Regions from separate parts of the Homo sapiens genome. Here region 1 is linked to region 2. A link is a loop called in an ENCODE intact Hi-C map of the cell type or tissue named here. Cell type or tissue: PC-3. All regions are shown on one strand. Each heading gives the region's core, and the rest is flanking DNA. Links, peaks and the distances in the headings are about the cores only.

Region 1 (10,076 bases), core at 1,425-9,424, 230 kb after region 2:
ATATTAGAGATCAAGTACCATGAATGAAGCAAGCATAAATCCACGTCTAATTAGATGTGTCAGAGAGGACAGCCAGCCCTCTGGCTTAGATTATACTCCTGCAAATTCAGCTAAGGTGGCGCATCAACTCAGAGGCCTGCACAGAAAGCTTGTTTTATCTTTCTTTATCTACCTCCACCCCTTCCCCTCATCTGTCCGTTACTGAGAGGGAGCTTGCAGAGAACTCCGTGAGCACTATCTGGAGATCTTTTTGCCATTCACTGAATATACATGGACATTCCCTAAATATTAATATTTATGACAATTCCCTAAATATGTGTGCGGTGTGTGACTATGAAAGAATCATAGAAATTAATTACTTTCTTTGAGTTGCTACCTGTTAGATCAAATTTGCATTCTGCAGGGAGAGCTGCTAGAAGTGGGTCTCTGGCAGGAAGCCTAGTGGAGCCCTCTGGGTCTGATTCATCTCCCTTAAGGGCAGATATCTGTTTTAGTTGATAATAATGCCTCTAAAAATTGGGTCACCAAACAACTCTTGCAGTTTTTCTGGCCACATCATGGGGAGAGAGAATCTAGTAAGTGCTAATTTCTCTTTTTCTCACCAACCTATATTAATCCAATCAACAAATATGTGTCTGTAGCTGCAGGAGTCTCTAATCAACACATTATTTTTTTTATTCTGAACTGCCTCTGGATATCTCTATTTCAGAATATCTATGAAATAAATTTCTTAGAAGGGGAAGGGTGTTCTGAAGTGATGTCTTCGCAGCACCATAGTTGTCCAATTAGCAAGGACTGGAGACATAACGAAAGAAATCATAGATCTAATAAGTAAGGAATAGGAAGAAACTTGAAGGATCAGACTACTGTGTTTCCATCATAGAGAAAGGAAAAACACTGCCACAGTCTTTCATTGCAGGTTCCTTGAGAATGCACACTGACACATTCTAGTCCAGAGTGTTACATAACATCTAGATCAATAAATCCATAAATTTTTGTAGATTGAAAAATTAAAGATGCCACACTCCTCACCAGCCCAAGAACAGAATACTGGGTCTAAAGGACTTCATTATGTTTTATATTATTCAATTATTATAATAAATATTCCTTCAATTGGTGTTCCTTGATTATTCAGTTTTCAGATTTTGCCTCTACTATTTTCTAGTCTCATTAAGTATTCATATATTCATCTTTTCCGTAAATTTTATGCTGTTTCTCAAGTCTTGGGCATCCAGACTAGTGTATAAGAATAATTTGATACTTTTCTAAGAGACAGAAAATCACTTTCGTTCATTTATTGCTTTTTCATAACTTTTCTGTACGATTTTCTGCATCACAATTTTTCTTTCCATATCCTAGAGGGCAGGGATCACGTAGGTGTACATTTTTGAAAATTTAACCTAGAATTTTGTTTCAGGTTTCCAGACCTAATAGATAATCAAATATTTTCTGTGTAAAGGTTATTTTTCTTTTAAGAAGCAATAATAATTTGTAATACTTTTATATATTTTAAGTTTTACATTCAAAAAATAAATCTCATGATCTTACAATTATTAACTATAATTAAAGCTATCATTTATTGAGCATTTAAAATATGCCATGCATTTTTCTAAACACTATAATGCATATTCATGGACTCAACCTTTCTAAGTGGCTAACTAACTCAAGGTGCTACAGCTGTTACCAACCAAGTTGGGATTTGAACACTGTTTCTTTAAGTGTAAAGCCTTGTTCTTAACCACTGTACTATACTAACCTTCAGGTATTTCAGGAGCCCTGATGGTATATTTGGTTACAAACAATCTCTGCATGGTGCAGCTGTCCTGTGCATGACATTTATGTGAGTTATGACCTTCTGACTATGCTTGCCAAGACACAGGATTGGAAGAATCTATTCCCATGGCCACAGAGATCTAGTTGCAAATTGTTATGTTTGGGTGTCTCATATGGATTTAATTGACTTTGGGATTAAGAGATGCTATGTTGGGGAGGACGTGAAACTCCTGGATTATCATGGTGACTCTAATTCTAAAAACATTTTAATTTTATTTCACAAACCCAATGTTTTAGGAAAACATTTTAATTTTAAAACACAGATGTCTTTTGTGGGAATGGAAACTTCACACAAATTCTTAAGATGAAACATGAAACTTCAAAGAAATGTCTTGTTCTTAACCTACTCTTTTCCAACCCCTCACCCCACCCCCGGCTCCCACAGGGTTTGCATTTAGTTCCCCTGCAGTTAGGAGAGTGGAAAAGTTTGACACACTCTTTGATGTATTTTAAAGTCTCTGCCGTTACGCAATGAAATTTGGCTCTCAGAAGCTAGTCAGCTTCCTTGAGGGAAAAGAGAATATTTATGAAAAGGAAACCTCTGCAGGTAAGTTGTACACAATTAGCACCTTTACTGAAGCTTTTACTAAGCTACAGTTGTGTCAAAGAAAGTCTCCACCCATTGTACCCAGAACAGCCTGTCTAAATCTCAAGCTCAGCCTGAAACATCTCATGCCAAGAACTTCTTAGCCCAGGCAGAGACATTAACATCTGATCTAGTGCTCACATGTACAGGACAGTCAAACATCTGGGACAAGAGAAGTGTTAGCAGTTCACTGCTGCTGCTTCTTTTCAGCTGCACTTAAATGGTTTTATGTAGGAAGCTGTACTGATGAGGATACTCTTGCTACTGAGTGACAGGGAGAGCAGTGAGAAGCAGCATGGTATAAGGGAAAGCTTAAGCTCTGAGCAGTCACACAGACCTCCTTACATTCTAGCCCTACCACTTAATTGTTATGTGTTCCTTAGCTCTTGGAACCTCACTTTCTTTATCTATAACATAGGGATGATGATAATAGTACTTCATAAACTAATTGAGAATATTAAGGAGGTAAATACATGTAAAGTGCATAGATCAAAGCTGAGTGCATAGATACTTTCCCAGAAAGACAGCCATCACCATTATCATTAATCTGGGGACACTGGGGAAAACGTCCCAGGCAGTCATGCAGTTTCTAGTCACTCTCCTATTTTCCATCTGGTACACAGACAGTAAAACCATCTTTCAGCCCACTACCTTAACCATGTCCCAACCTTCCTGAGACCATGCAATAGATTCCCTCAGCCAGGAATATCAAACCCCAATTCCTCTACTTTGGCTTTAAGACCTATCCGTGACTTTCCCTCCCAATGCTTCACTCTCTTTCCTTACTTCTCCCTTTTTGATCACAGCGTTTCACCTTTATCAAATTTTTCTTTCTGTCTTTGTATATTTGACTTATTTCTCTACCCTGGTACTAATGCTCCTGATGGTTTTCTCAGCTGAAATTCCCTCTCTGTCACCTCTGTGAAAGTCACACACTTGAGGGCAGACTGGGTTGGAATCCACACTGATCTTTAGTAGCTGCAGGACCATCCATGCTTAATTTTCTTCTTCAGTCTTCAGTTTCTTAATCAATAAGGTGAAAATTGAAATATTTGATTACATGAGATTGTTAGAACTAAATAAGATTCTATATGTAAAGTAGCCAGTAGACACATAATGGGTGCTAGGAGAAAGTTTCACAACCATCAGAGCTTAGTGCACACTTCTTTTCTTCTGGGACACACATACTCATTATTGCCAATAATATCTGTGGTCCTCAGCTATAATGTACTCAACTTGAGGGTGGTGGAAGATCTCTGTGAATACTGAAGTTTGAATTTTAGCCCCAGAACTTGTTTGCTGTGTGTGAACTTGGATAAGTTTCTCAATTTCTCTTAACCTCTATTTCCATATCTATTAAAAATTTACAAATCACATACAAAGAGTATAAAAACAAAATGAGAGAGTGCATATAAACACAGCATTGCATTTTAGAAATGTATTCCAAAAGTAGCACCTACCAGATATTATATTAGTTTGTACCCAGGATACTTTTGATTGCAAGTACATATTTTGACTCTGTAGCTTGACCTTTTTAAGGGCATGAATTTTTTGTTTTATAAATTTTTTGTAGAACTTTAAGCTTCTTGCCAGTGAGGATTCTATACTTTATGGTAATTTTAAATGAATGAAAAGGATTTATCCCATTGGAATGGCTTGTTTCAGATTTAGAACTAAGTAAGAGATCAAAGGGTGATAGAAGGGAAAGGTAATAGAACAACTTAGACAGTGAATAGATGAAAAAGCAGGATAAGGAAGGAGAAAGCTACCATAGCCCATCCTTCTCTGTAGAAGACATGGGCTAAGACTCTCTGTTCTCTTCCAGGAGACACTGCTCCCAAGTTCTTCCTGTCAGTACCCCACTGAGGTGTTGCTGCTGCATGTCGACTTCCTGCTCCAATGCCATCCTTCTTCAAAGCCCAGGACTTCCATCCTTCCACAGCAGGATTAAAAGTAATGGCAAAACCGCAATTACTTTTGCACCAACCTAAATACGTGTTTCTGTTTTAGCCTAATTGTGCTCACCAGAGACCTAGCCATGCCTGCTTCTCTTGAGAGGCTTGGTGGCAGGAGCTGGGCTACAGAGCTCCTTGGGAAAGAGCTAGCCTAAGTCAAAATCCAAGAACACAACTCAAGACCTGGGTTAGATAAGAGGGATGACTATGTGGGACTGTGAGACTTGTCCATCCTACACCAAGTATGGAGGGTTTTTTTTTTTCCTTTTCTAACTAACATTTCTTCAGTACCCCTTTTTGCACAAATAATCTGAATAACACATCTGAAAATGAAGCTCTCGTCATAAAAGACTTACATTTAATAAGATAACTATTTAGTGTTGAGTATCGAGCACCAGACTAAGAATCAGAAGACCTAAGTTTGGGGTCTAATTTCTCCCTCTGACTTGGATCATATCTTTAACTTTTCAAAGGTCTCTGATTCCTCCTCTATCAAAGGAAAGGATTAGGCTGGATGGCTTTAAGTGCCTCAGAAGTCCAGCTATCTAGCCATAGTCTCTAACCCAGAGAGCCTGAGGCTAACTTCAGACCCACTCTAACCCTATTTGTGGAAACCATGGCCCAAAGACATGTTTCACGTTTGCTTGTGAATGGATTACCCTGGTTACTTTAGTCTCCCATGATTTTCCTCTTCTGCTGGGGGCTCAGAGGTGATATCTCTATACTTACCAATGCTGATGCCAAATGTGACTGCTATATATGCGAAGACCCACTGATATGCCAACCACCTAAGGCTACTAGTGACTGAGTTCATAAGCACTGAAATGGCTTCTGCTAAAGTCACTAGCAACATCTTTTGTTGCTGCTACAGGTCTAGAGAATAATGTTGCTATACCTTGGGCTCGCAATGTACCATAGAGAATTTTAGGGAGACAGCTTCTTTACCTGTACTTTTACTATATCTAATTCATTCTAAGACTCAGGTGTAGTTCTTTGTGGGTTGGGCTGGTTTGCAGCCTGTACCTCTCAAAATCACTTCTCTTCTTCAACCTTGGCTTTCTGGCCTTGAAGGAGTGGATAACACTATTTTTTCTAGCATTCATTTTTTTCTTACCTACAGTTCATGGAGGCTTCTGAGTCCCTCATATATTGGGCCTCTTCTTCTCAGACCCATTTCATCACCACAACATATCTAAATCTTAGGGTGATTAAAGTTTAAATTCAAACTGAGACCTCTGATATGATTATATGAGATAAAGGCTGGATGATCTGAGGATGGGGAGCAAAAATTGAATCTGGTTGGAAGAAGCACAGTTTCCTAAAACCCTGACAGGAGGGAGCACTGTTTTGTGCTTTGGAAAGGCTAGAGGTCACAGCCCACCTCTGCGAAGTGAGACAGAAGGAGGAGTAGAAAGGAAGGAAAGAATAAAAAGAAGCCAGTCTTTTTCTTCTCTCTCTTTAGACATCCTATTGTACTTCTCCATTTTTGTCTCTCTCTAGGGGATCCTAGCCTGCCTATTAATAAATATTCCCTTCTGGAATTCTAGAATATCATAATCTACTTTCTTAAGTATTTCTACATAGGAAAACAAGCAAATCAATTAATATTTCATCACTGTTGCTAACACATGTAATTCAAGATCTCTACATATTTGTCCTGAGTTTCTAATCTCACTAGGATTTACCTTAGCACTGAGCGAGTATTCACTGGGATCAAAGAGCAGTTTGTCTGATTACTCTTTTCTAATTAGCATTTCTTCCAGTATAAATTTTTGATGCCCTCATCCCAGGAGTGTTTGATAATGCCTCTGTGTCTATAGGTTAACGTATTTCTTAATAAGATCCTCAATCCTGGTCCTTCCTACTTCTCCACATTCACTTCCACTCACTCCCAACATCCCCACAAAACAGCCTTCCCAAACCCCCAACACATATGCACTTCATGCACACATATGCACATGCACATAAGCTATCACCTGTGAAACTGCATAGCGCACCCTCTACTGGTTATTAGAGTTCAGAGAAGAGATACGTCTCTACAGTCTGGAAAGACTGGGAAAAGAGGGAAGTAACGTGTTAACGAGAATTAAGTCTGGGAAGTGGAGGTCAAAAGCTGGAGGGCCCTTAATGGTAGGATAGGGGTCTGTTTTAAGACAAGGGTTTGGGCAAGGGAATGAAGCAAGGAGAATTATACTAGGGAGACTGATAGGAATTGACTGTAATAATATAGTGCTGGCATAAGGAAGGAATTTGAGTTGCGGCAGGAGCATGGAGGTGAAATGTTATAAAGAATCAAGAAAACACAGATAAAGTTTACACAGACATCCCCATTGTTCTCAGGTACTCCTGAAGCAAAGTCCCCTCTGAGGCAGATATTCCTAATTGTTCCACTGCAGCCATCCTCCTCTTCATCCAATGAAGATGGATTTTGAGTTTTAGCTACACATATAATGAGTCTGAATATAGATTATATTCTCCACCACCCATTACCCCTAGGTGTGGCCATATGACCAAGTTCTGGCCAATGGGATGGGAGTGGAAGTAATGGAGAACTTCCAGGTCCTACCTTTAAAAGCAAGGGCCAAGAACAAAAATTTTTTAAATAAACAAATAAACTAAAAGCAAGGGCCATGCCTTTCACTTTCTTTCCCCCTTCCTCCAGTGGAATGAGGATGTGGTAGAGGACCATTGTGAACTATGCTGAAAAGGGCTACCCTGGGGCCCCTGCTTTTCCCAGAATGGAGCTGCCATACTAGTTTAGGTGTTTAAGAGTGTAAGAACTAAACTGTCTCATTTAAGTCCCTGTAATTATACATCTCTGTTTTGGGCAACTGAATCTGTAACCTGATTAATACACTTTTTAATCTCACAAGTAGAAAGCATTTTGAAAACAATAAGGTTTAAATTAATTTAAAATTGCACATTTTAAAAACAAAGAGATTTCACACATCAGAAACTATGTTAGGAATTCCACTATCTTATTTTGAAAACTGTGTTGATAAGTGTTAGTGTTAGTAGTAGTCAACACTACCACCCCCCGACTAGGTCTTCAGGGATCAGTGGAAGCCAAAGTTTCAGATAAGGAAGTTGCTTTTCCACTAGATAGAGAACAATCTAGAGTTTTTTTTTTTCTTCAGGTAAACTAAGAGGAACCGGATGGGAACAGAGATGAGAAAGATAAAGAGAAAAGCTGCATTGTGCAATTTTATTCTCTATGATTCTTCAGACATTTTCAGTGAAATACAATAAACCCAAAAATGTCTGATGTAAGTGCATTTTATTGGGTAAACCTGTTCAGAGGCCGAGTTTTCTGTCTAGATTAACAAAGCAGACAGCAGCTGCAGAAAAAAAGAGACAGAAAGCAGACAGAAACATGAGAGTGTAAGCCCATAGGTATTTACAGAAATTGAGTAGGTTTTTCCATTTTAAAACTATGGACATTTGGGACTGAATAATTCTTCGTTGTGGGGACTATTCTACGCATTGTAGGGTATTTAGCAACATCCCTGGCCTCTACCCACTAGCTGTCAATAGCCTTCTATCTCCTCCCAAGTCTTGACAATCAAGTTTCTAGATGTCTCCAAATGTTCCCGGTGGGGCAAAATTGCCCTAGGCTGTTCCTGGTGGGACTTATTGCCCTAATCCTCCAATTTATGTGTTATTGGGGGACACAAGTTTATGGGTCCCCCAATATGAAAATCATTGTTAAAGATGGGACTCAGATTGGCTCATTGAAGGAGAGAAGAGGAAAGGTAACAGACTTGACATTGGCGAATTCCTACCATTTGAGGTAGGAGGAGAAGCAGCTCAAAAAGACAAATTGTATATTACTTAGAAACTATTTTATGAGATTGGCCTAATGGCCAAAGATTTTTCTCTCTGGAGAAGAAAGAATGATGAAGGAAGTGTTAGGAAGAGAGAAGCAACAGGGCATGGGTGATTAAATACAAGGAATAAAAGACAGGGAGACTGCCTGCATCTGTTCCTTATCTGGCCAACTCAATCTATTATATCTCTAGGTGATCTGTCCAGAGCCCCATCCTCCAAGGCTATGTAAGGTCTTCCTGTCGTGTGTTTGAATATCTCTTTCTTCTAATTGGGAAATGATTCCACTTTATGGCAACTGCTTATGTGATGACCTGCCATCTGGATCCATGGAAGGAAAAAGCATGTCCACCTTACTCACTGTTGTATCTCTAGCACCTAACACATAGCTGGTTCATAGTAGATGCTCAAAAAACATTTGTTGAATGAATGAATGAGTAAATCAACAAACAAACTAATCTAATGTGACAGTATTTATTATCTTCATTTTATTGGTAAGAAAACAAACATATATAGGTTAGGTGATTTTCTTGCATAGGTTAAGGCCATATGACTAGTAAGCAGTAAAGTGTGACTGAGATCTAGACTTACATGATGTTAAATTTCAAGTCCTTTCCACAGTACTTCATCTATGTCTTGTTTTATAATGGCATTTTGGGAGTCTCCAGGGCCTCTCTGTTGCACAACTTTTAGTCTCAGCTACTCAGGAAGCTGAGGCAGGAGAATGGTGTGCACTCAGGAGGCGGAGCTTGCAGTGAGCCGAGATCGTGCCGTTGTACTCCAGCCTGGGCGACAGAGAGAGACTCTGTCTCAAAAAAAAAAAAAAAAAAGAAAGAAAGAAAGAAAGAAAGAAAGAAAGAAAGAAAGAAAGAAAGAAAGAAAGAAAGAAAGAAAGAAAGAAAGAAAGAAAGAAAGAAAAGAAAAGAAAGAAAGAAAGAAATGTAATTCTCACTGTGTGTGGTGGTTTTGGGGATGTGCAATGCAGGAGTCCTGAGCCTCTCACTTCTAAAATCTCCAACACAGGTGTTCCGGTTTCTGAGAACCTGACTTTTATCAGGCTCTACTCTATCTAAATATGATTCACACTCCAATTAAAATGCTGGCTAGATACACAGCTGAGTCCTTTCCACATATTCTCCTCCCTTCAAGTTCTTCCTAACTGAAAATTGGATTGAAAAGTAGCGAAAAAGGAAGTACAGGCAGTCTCTCTTTTACTAGCAGGCTATGTTCCCAAAGCTTATTTAAATGGATTGTTTGGAATTTATAACGTACTTTTTCCTTTAAAAAATAAAATAAAAACTGTTATAAGGAATAAATCAGTTTCCAGGTTAGACCATGGAGGTCATTTCACAAGTAGGTAAAATGAACTTCAATACAAACAGTCTTTGTTCAGGTGCCTAGAAGTTGAAATAAAAGTTTCCTAAGTGAGGTGACAGATCCAGAAAAAGCCTTAAACACGATGTTTGAAAACCTCTTGTCTTGTCTAATGTGCTAGAATAAAGGCTCAATAGACAATATACCCTGTTACAAAACTACTGGCAGAAAGAATGGTTTACCACAAACTTCTCTAAGACTCAAATCGTAATGTTTTCAAGACATTCTCCAAAATGTAATGCCTTACCCCAAAAGTTCTATACTGCATAATCAATCTTTCATTATTGAGGATTACATTTTGAAACAAACTTGACTTGGTAGTTTCATAAGAATATTACATTGATGCATGATTACCTTTCTGCCGACTTGCCATCTCACATGTGTGTCTAATATGCCTCTAAAAACATAAGGCCAAAACAAAATTCTCTAAATTTCCTCCTTAAATTCCTATCTGCCCTGCCCAAACCTCTTTTTTCTCTAAAACCATTCCCCTTTTCACAAAA
Region 2 (10,076 bases), core at 1,270-9,269:
GCACAGGGTTTTCTTTTTCTTTTTTTCTTTTCTTTTTTTTTTTTGAGACTGAGTTTCACTCTTGTTGCCCAGACTGGAGTGCAATGGCGTGATCTCAGCTCACCACAACCTCCACCTCCTGGGTTCAAGGGATTCTCCTGCCTCAGCCTCTGGAGTAGCTGGGATTGCAGGCATGCACCACCACTCATGGCTAATTTTGTATTTTTAGTAGAGACGGGGTTTCACCATGTTGGTCAGGCTGGTGTCGAACTCCCAACCTCAGGTGATCTGCCCGCCTTGCCCTCCCAAAGTGATGGGATTACAGGCGTGGGCCACTGCACCCGGCCTGCACAGGCTTTTCTCTGTCCACCATGGTCCTAAGAAATTAAGTCAGCTTATTTAAACAAGAACCCTGGGAGACTTCCTAGTCTGTTACTGCAGGTTACTTGTGATGGTCCCTTACTGAAAATGAGCTAACCTGGGGTAGCTGAGGTAACAGCTTGAACATAAAAATGAAAAGAGTTGTTATTAAGACAATCTGCTGAAGGGAAACGTTAGAACATATCAAGAGTTGAAAGGGTATAATAGATAAACGTGCTTTCTGTGAATATATTTGACACAAATGACATTGTCAGTTCCATCTTTTCAGCCATCTTATAGTTTGAAGGGGCTTATTATGTAATTAATCACTAATATGAGTGAAAGCCTAAAACACTGCTAGGGAATGATTCACTTGTGTTTAGAAACAGAGCTTTCATTTCTGAAGTCATATCATAACACATTAATACTACTACTACTATATATTCCTTAGCATTTTCTTCACCTTTTTATCATTTGGAGCACCCGAGGAGTATTTCATATTAACTAACCATAGAGTCATTTTCCATCATGTATCATATATTAATTATATAAATCAAGTAAGAAAATAAATACATGTTTTAACATGATATCACACTATTACTAAACTTCTCTTTCATATGCTGTTAAAGCACAAGCAATGAGTGAATTTTCTGTAGTTCAAACTGAAGTAGGTAAATTCAGAAATAGGGTAGATGGTAGATGCCAAAATGATAGATTCTTTCCACCACAATCACCCGGCACTGCCTTTCTCTGCAGTTAAGAGTCCATCTTGATTTTAGGGGCCATGCTGAGGATCCTGGCAAGTTGAGGATTTCAGCCCCAGAACTGAGCCGACTTTCCACTAGCATATTCTTATACTCCCGCTAAGGGTTTTCAAGATCATCCATTACCCTGTCTCGGAGCCACCTACAAGGAGCAAACTCCACTGATATGAAGTTTTAAATGAGCAGCCAGGAAGAAAGCTGTTCCAGCTTTCAGCAAAATGCATTCTCCCTCTTGATAGGCCCGCGCAGGGACCCTCTGGGCCCTCTTCCCTCTGTCAGTCTCTGCTGGGTTCTACCTCTCAGATTAGTTCTCAGCTGCACGGAACTCAGAGGAGCTCCTCTCTCCTCTGGTCTCTAATCCGGCAAATGTCTTACTCTCGGCTGTGGACATTGACGGCTAGCGAGTGTTTTAGAAGCTTGTGTTTCTCTTTCCTGGGTATCTATTCCAGACATGTTCTTTTTAGTCCGTGGAAAGAAACCTCGTAGTGTTTCTTCAGAAGGAAGCAGCCTGGAACCAATCTGCTCTTTGCTCAGTTCTTTGCTAATGCTCACGCCTTCCCACAGCCAGCAGGGGGCATCTGCGACACGGATTTAAATTGCATTGAATTTAAATTGGATTATCCGATGTTAGGACACCTCTTTTGGAAATGTGTTGTAAAAATCTTGCCTTATGCTTCTCAACTCTCCTCCCTCTCTTCTTCCTTCTCGCTGTTCCTGACATATGTCTGGCGTCTACAGCGAAACCTGTTTGTGATTGCCGAAAGCCTTTCAACCACAGGAATAGCCTATGCCCCAGGGCTACTTCTGTTTCTTTTAAATCCTGAAAAATTATGGTCTTATAATTGATTCTTTTCAGATTGCTAGTGATTGCAATTATCCTCCCTGCCTCTTCTCATCAGCATATGTCCTATATAATATGAGGAACTAAATGCCCCACTTGACCATTCTCAATCTCTTTCAAGGACAGAAATTGAATTCACTTACTTTATAGTGCTTATAGTCATTTAATGGTGTTACCTCTGTCCAGTTAGCAAATTAGAGACATCTTAGTCCTCCGTGACTCATTCTAAGCTGCACTCCAATATTTCACCTACTCCACCCCAAAATGCAGCTTTACTATAACCTAGCAATTCAGTTCATTCATTCATTTGCTCATTCATCAATTTACATGGCAAATCTTTATTGAATGCTATTAAATGCCAGGCCCTGTGCTAAGTGCTGAAGCTGTAATTGTGAACTAAACAAATGTTCACTCTGCTCTTGGGGACCTGACACTTTAATGGGAGAGATAGACAATATTCGCATATACATATACATATGGAGATATAAATGCCAATTGAAAAATGCCATGAATGGAAAATTCAGAGGGCTCTGAGGATATATTAGGAGCAGTTTTTAGGTATATAATATCTCCCATTGCACATTGGGAAGTTAGGGCTCCTTGAGGTTACAGTCTATGTTTGTTTGTTTGTTTATTTATTTATTTAGAGATGGAGTCTTGCTCTGTTGTCCAGGCTGGAGTGCAGCGGCATGATCTTGGCTTACTGCAACCTCCACCTCCTGGGTTCAAGCAATTCTCTGCCTCAGCCTCCCGAGTAGTTGGGATTACAGGTGCCTGCCACCACGCTTGGCTAATTTTTTTTGTATTTTCAGTAGAGATGGGGTTTCACCATCTTGGCCAGGCTGGTCTTGAATGCGTGACCTCATGATCCACCCACCTCGGCCTCCTAAAGTGCTGGGATTACAGGCATGAGCCACTGTGCCAGGCCTACGTTCTTTTGTTTTTATACTCCACCTACCTTCATCAGTGATTGGAAAAATATCTGCTATACAGTTTACATATATGTGTTTTATATTCAATTGTTCCAAGTGTCTCTGAAGCGAGAAACAACTCTGTAACCCTTGAAACACCTAGTATAAGATTTTATATATAATTGGTTCTTCACACATTCTGGTGGAATATAATTGTATTTCTCAAAATTTAACCATGTTTCTGTTTTTAGTGATTGCTTGTGCTGGTTTTCCACACTTATGCATCTTAAGGTGATAACCCATTAAATTCACGCACTAGCAGGAAGGACTGAGGTGGTCCGTGGCCTTTTGAGTTTTGACTTCCCAGCCAGCCAGCATACCCACACAGGGAGCAGATTTAAAACTGCAAAGCCCCAGAATTATTCAAACCGTTTTCAGTTTGGAATCACTAATGTGAGTCATCTAGACAAAGAATTATCTTCCTCTGAGCCTTTAATTAAACTTTAACTCAAGCATTTTCAATTGATTTTATTTCAAAACAAGTTTTTCTTTGTAAAACAAAAGAATAACAAGAGGAGGAAGAGAGATGACAGGAGATAAAAATAGTTTCTTGTTAATGAGCATTAATGTAATGTGGCCAGGAAAAAATGTCTAGTGTGCAGTCAAATAGAGCCCGAGACCAAGCAGGAAATTGTAAACAAATTAGAAAATTATCTTCTCTGGATGGTGTTGTTTTTGATGCCAAATTAATGTCAGATACATTCAAGTTTATCTATAAAGGGAAAATAGTTTGGTAAGCTGGAGCTATTGTTTTGTTTGAATTTTTCATTTGGTTTGTTTTATTTTCATATGTCTGTGAGGCTATGGTAGGGAGGAAAGGGAAACGGGGGATGAAATAATATTCCAGGGATTCTTGAGGAGTAAAACAAATCTAACATTATTTAGTCTTGTGAAAAGAGTGCAATGTTTAAAGTGATTTGAACTTCAGCATTTCTCAGCTCCTCGGCCTTTAAACTTTACTGTTGTATGAGCAGAAATGCAATAACATTAGTCATTCCCTGAACAATGAACTCCTAATTAAATTTAATAGACTTCACAACTTAAATACTCTTAACTTTATAATGCTCTATACTTGAGCCTATACCAAGCCAGAAACTGAAGCCATAGAAAGAAGTGTTTTCCAAAGCACTGAATATCTTTTCTCCCTTACATTTCCAGGGCAAATATGAGGAAAAGAGTAACCTGATGTTCTGGTATGTTAGTCTGCTCTGAAGAAATGGAATACGATTTTCTCTTGGCAATGTTATAAATGATAGTTGATTTCTAGATCATTCCACAAAAAACTCTATTTAAGCAGTGATATAGATAAAATAGTAGTAGGGTACTGATTCATCCTGGTTTTAAAAGGATTTTGTGGTATGTCTTGAGCATTTAACTACCATTTATAAATGGTGTTTTCACAGAAAATGCATTCTGAAATAGTAAAAGAAAATGTGAGATACATTGTGTTCATATGATAGGATGCCACGTCTTTAAATACAGACAGTTTTTGAAAGGCGCTTTTCAATAGTTTTATCTCTTGTTTGTTTTCATACCAACTTTGCTGCAAGCTAGGTACTGTATAGAGGTCCCTCCAACATCCATCCCTCTATCTGGAAGGGAAGCAGAGTAACTTCTTTGAATGGGCTTTCTGCTGTCTCACATTTCACCCTCTTGCAGTACAAACTACTTTTACATCCCTTAAAATAACACGCACCCACCCTTCCCTCTGGAACGCTCATTCTTTTCTAGCCCAACTGACTGACTGCTGCTCATTCTCTAGTTCCACATTTGCCTCCTCTGAGAAGTTCCCCCTGATCTACCGTTGTGGACACTGGTGCTCCTCTGTGAGAGTTCTGCTGCTTTCTGGACAGTCTGTCTTTAAGCACCCGTTTGTGATTGTTTCCACATCTAAGACCTCTCCGGGCTAAAAGCACCTTGAAAGCAAGGAGCAAACCTAATGGTGTTTGTATATTTACTGCATACTGCCTGACACAGTAAACATGACCAATGAGTTAATCAGTAAGGAATAAATGAATTAAGTCACTAATAATTCTTTTACATACATTCGATTTCTTTGTTCTAATTATCCCTTAATCTCCAACTATTATTCTTGCATCAGGAAATCAAACACAAATATTTTTCTGCCTTTTACAAAAGCAAAAGGCTCAAATGGAGCAAGAAATAGAAAAAAAAGGAACTAAATTTGAGAGGGGGGATAAAGTTAAAACCAAAACAACCAACCAAACAGAAACCTAAACATGAGAGACTTTCATTACATCATTGTTATCTAAATATTGGTGAGTGGACTATTGTGTCAAGGTTGAAACTGAAAACAGTTGCAGCATGGATTCCACAGATGGGTGCACAGGAAGGGAGGGACCTATGGAGCCAGGAGGATATGGATTATGGATGAAGGTTTTCACGGACTGGGTGGGATACTGTGTCCTAGTGCACCTTGCATCTCTGACTGTAATACTGCACATTAGTCAGCAGAGGGTAGCCACAAATATTGCATGCATTTCTCCTCCCCACTTAATGTTTTCTTCATTTTTCAGATAAATATAAAATTGGCAATTCTTGTCCCCAGAGGTAGAATATAGAAGGTTGTGGGTGTAGTAATTCCTTAGTAACTTGCGGGGAATTTTTTGTATGTTTCAATGTAATGTTCGAAGCTAGGGAACATGGGCGGTGGGTTGGAAAAATGATTGTGTAGTTAGAACTAACTTTAAAGAAGCCGTGTTCTATGCCAAATGCTGTGCTAAGTGACTCACATGCATTAGTATATTTAATCATCTCAAAAAGTCTTAGGATATACTATTTTATCAGTCCAAATTTCTAGGCAAAAGAACTAAACATTAGATAATTTAAGTAACTTGCAACACTTGGAATTAAAGCGACACTTATTCTAATTCACAATGTTATATAAGCTCCCTCGGCAGAACAGTCCCAGTTTTTACCCTAATGCCGTGCTGAGCTTGATCTGAGGTACTATGGGACCTGAGTTGGCTTTAGTCAATGAGAGGGTCTTAGGGAAAGAGTGAAAGCAGAACAAAATGAAAAGGAAATGACACTGTAGAGATGACTGTTCCTAAAACATAGTTTTCAAAACCATATTTACTAGCCTAAAGGAAAATATGTTATAATTAGGCATTTATGGAGTTTTTATAAGTTACCACAGGTTTCCTTACATTTTTTTTCCCTAATATCCGTAACTGCAAATCTTAGGCATTTACTTAAATTGCCTCATCACAGCCTCCCTGTGAACAAATGAGGAAAGTATGTGTACAATAGTAAAATCCTATTTGGCTGCCATGTGAACTTCACCACATCTCTTTAAAACTTTGGTTATGATTAGCATTGACTGGGAGGTAAATGTTAGCAGATTTGTAAAGAACAAAATCAAGATATTTTTAGTTCACTTTGGCAAATATTTTTAAATGTTTACTATATTGCCAAGCATTGTGCTAGGCACAGGGGTTAAAAAGTATTTAAGACTAAATTCCTACCATCAAAAAGTTCTCATATCCAAGTAGAAAAACAGAAACATAAGTCAATGACCATAATGCAATATGATGAACCCTGTCTTAAAAGCATGGGTAAAGTGCTAAGGTGACTGGGAAAGGGTAGCTTTTTGGGTCTCCCAATATTCAACAACTTGTCCTATGGATTAATATTTAAGATTTGCCTGGTGCTTTTCTAGTATAGAATTGTGATAAAGTGATGGATAGATTAGAAGGTTAGTTTTAAAACTGAGCGTGAAAATAGTTGCATCCCGTGATGGAGGAGTACCCAGAATTCTGACCATATCTACTCACTAAAATACTGAAGATACAAAGAAGCAGTAAATTCTGCTGTAGTTTGTTGTTTGGCAATTAGTACTCATTTATCAAGGCTTACTGCACATAAGATAGTCTGACAGCCATAGAGAACAATGGATAAGGAGTTGGAAACAAAAATTTTATAGAGAAATAAATAATCAAGTGGAATGATTTAATTTTATAGCTGGAAATAGCTCAAAAAACATCTAAAATGATGGATAACGTCATCATTTTACAGATGAGGGAACTGAGGTCTGGCAGTAAAAAGTGGTCATTTTACTTCTCAAAAGAAGATATTTATGCAGCCAAAAAACACATGAAAAAATGCTCATCATCACTGGCCATCAGAGAAATGCAAATCAAAACCACAGTGAGATACCATCTCACACCAGTTAGAATGGCGATCATCAAAAAGTCAGGAAACAACAGGTGCTGGAGAGGATGTGGAGAAATAGGAACACTTTTACACTGTTGGTGAGACTGTAAACTAGTTCAACCATTGTGGAAGTCAGTGTGGCGATTCCTCAGGGATCTAGAACTAGAAATACCATTTGACCCAGCCATCCTATTACTGGGTATATACCCAAAGGATTATAAATCATGCTGCTATAAAGACACATGCACACATATGTTTATTGTGGCACTATTCACAATAGCAAAGACTTGGAACCAACCCAAATGTCCAACAATGATAGACTGGATTAAGAAAATGTGGCACATATACACCATGGAATACTATGCAGCCATAAAAAATGATGAGTTCATGTCCTTTGTAGGGACCTGGATGAAGCTGGAAACCATCATTCTCAGCAAACTATTGCAAGGACAAAAAACCAAACAGCACATGTTCTCACTCATAGGTGGGAATTGAACAATGAGAACACATGGACACAGGAAGAGGAACATCACACACCAGGGACTGTTGTGGGGTAGGGGGAGGGGGGAGGGATAGCATTGGGAGATATACCTAATGCTAAATGACGAGTTGATGGGTGCAGCACACCAACATGGTACATGTATACATATGTAACAAACCTGCATGTTGTGCACAGGTACCCTAAAACTTAAAGTATAATAATAATAAAAAAAAGTGATCATTTTTTCCAAATGTCATATATCTAACAATAGTGAAGACCAGAGCCCTCAGAAGACTAGTAGGCAATGCATGCAGAGTTCTACCTGGGAACTCTAGCATCAGACAGCTTGGGCTCACATCTGTCTCCACCAAATACTGGCTGGGTTATCTTAAGTTATTTAAACTCCTGTCATTCCGTGACCTCATCTGCAAAATGGAAATAGTACTATAGTGTCTGCAGATATAAAATGAGAGAACACATATAAAACAATAATGAGGATTAAAATGTAGTGCAAATTAATGAAGGACATACTAAGAGCTTGATAAATGCTATTTATTAGAACTTATATATCCTAATTTCTGCATTAGTATTCTTTCTGCCACAAGAAAAATAAAAGTGAAATGGGATTTTGTTCATTTTTGTTTCTCTGACACAGGAAGAAATCTCTTCTTAAAATCTGTATGCACATGTGGTGTCCTCATTTCCCCTTGTGTCTCTTCTTTCAGGGCCAAGGAGATTAAGATCAAGTTGGGAATTCTCCTCCAGAAGCCAGACTCAGTTGGTGACCTTGTCATTCCGTACAATGAGAAGCCAGAGAAACCAGCCAAGACCCAGAAGTGAGTCATGAATATGGATTCCACTCATTTCCTCCAGAGGATGGCTATTTTCCAAGTGTTTAGCACCATTCCTCATCTGTAGAACTACCCCCTTCAATTACTCATTAAGGATCATAAGAGCCCTCAGAGAGTTGGTTTGCAAAGAAGCTCTTTTTTTTTTTCTCAACTATCTCATGTCTGGAGCATCTTATTGAATACAGGCAGAATACATAAAAAATAAAAGATAAGACTCTGCCTTATTTTTGAGAGACAGACATACTTATAAAATAGACAGACCATACTTATAAAATGATACCAGCCACTACAGCAGTGTGGTAAAAATACCTGCTCATTTACTGCCTTGGTAACCACTCCTGATCCAGTTAATTATGAGCCCTGGATGCTTACCTGCTGATGAACTATCTAAAGCTGCTTCCTCAGCAGGGTGATGTGAGAACATTTCCCTCAGAAAGATACTAAGGACAAGGCAGACAATTTCAGCCTAATCGTTCCTTCTCCAAGATAGTGCCCCTCAAGTTCCAACAGAGGAACAAAGTCTGTTACTTAAGTGAAGAACGAATACTGGACTAGCTATTTCTATTTAATGTACACCAGGTATTTTTCCCAATTCATAAATTAATATTCTTGATTGGATTTCTGCAATCCTCCCTCATCCCCATTCTCCTCTCCCTACACATTCCTCCTGTCAATTTAGGCATCCTAGGGAACTATTACTTCTAAAGAGTCATGATGTTATGGCAGTGAATCCAGGTCTCACAGTGTGCATTGGCCCCGCTTTAACTCAGGAACACGACTCCCAGCATTCCCATCGTTCATCATCATCCCTGCTAGCTGCAGAGACTGTCACTACCTAGACAGATACACTCCATCTTCCCATTAAAACAGAGATATCCATGAAAAATCAAGAAAGGAAAATGGGAAGAAGAAAAGGCCAAGGCATTCAAATTCCTTCGCTCTGCTATCTTAGAGCTTTGAGGATATCACAGAAGTGTGGTAAAAATATAGGAGTCCCTTTAACCTCCATTTCTCTTTTTAAATGGAATATTTGTGTAAATTGGCCAGCCTGTCCTTTGTCCAAATGACCTCAACTTACCATAGCTGGATTGATTGGGAGATAAAGAGATGAGTTATTCTTTCTCTTTTTTTAATCTTTTTCCATTAGCCTAAGTGAATATTTCCATTCCTCCTTTTTTTATTACTTCAAAGTGATTCTAAACAGGAAGTGAGGCATAATTGCGTTTTCTGCATTTGAAAAGGAGAAGCTAATTCAGTGTGGAGCAGCAGGCACCAAGCGGTAGTGGAGAATAAGAACCACATTTCATAGCAGCAACAGATCAAAACATCTATTTTGAAGTAAACAATGTGACAATTTATTGATCCGTTGGTATTAACTTTAAAAAAATAGAGTTCTACATTTCCTGCTTTAAATCTCTGCTTTAACATTCACATAGACCCTTAAACTGTTGAGATTAAAAGGGATTCAGAGAGAAGCTGTTCTGGAAGAAACCCTGGGGCTGACCATTTATTGGATTATTTACTTCTCTTGTCTTCCATCCCCTTTCTTCCTCCAGAAGCCTAAATTGTTTTGGAAAATTCCTTCATATCCCTAGAGAATAATTCTGTATCTATTGCATTTTCAACAGTGACCAATAAAAAAGTTTCCCACTC

The links. Peaks named below come from ENCODE experiments on the same cell type or tissue, not always from the same donor. Only the 100,000 strongest peaks of a DNase experiment are listed, where the experiment ranks them.
Region 1: a loop joins it to region 2, with 8 times the contacts of the local background. A loop is called at or near these places in 2 of 110 quality-filtered maps.

What each region holds. Positions count from the first base shown.
Region 1 is chr1:162,935,531-162,945,606 of GRCh38, reverse strand. No RefSeq gene overlaps it. Among named protein-coding and RNA genes, the nearest start is that of CCDC190, 79 kb to the right of the region's middle. In PC-3, for the core only: a CTCF peak has its summit at 6,369 (motif pointing left); a DNase peak (open chromatin) is centred at 6,366.
Region 2 is chr1:163,166,590-163,176,665 of GRCh38, reverse strand. RGS5 (regulator of G protein signaling 5) reads left to right here. Exons shown (of 5, transcript NM_003617.4): 2 at 8,298-8,408. All of the region lies in intron 2 of RGS5-AS1 (RGS5 antisense RNA 1), which reads right to left. Among named protein-coding and RNA genes, the nearest start is that of RGS5-AS1, 10 kb to the right of the region's middle. In PC-3, for the core only: CTCF peaks have their summits at 1,461, 1,678 (motif pointing right) and 5,381 (motif pointing right); DNase peaks (open chromatin) are centred at 1,655, 5,325 and 8,415; H3K4me3 peaks cover 1,322 bases; H3K27ac peaks cover 5,070 bases.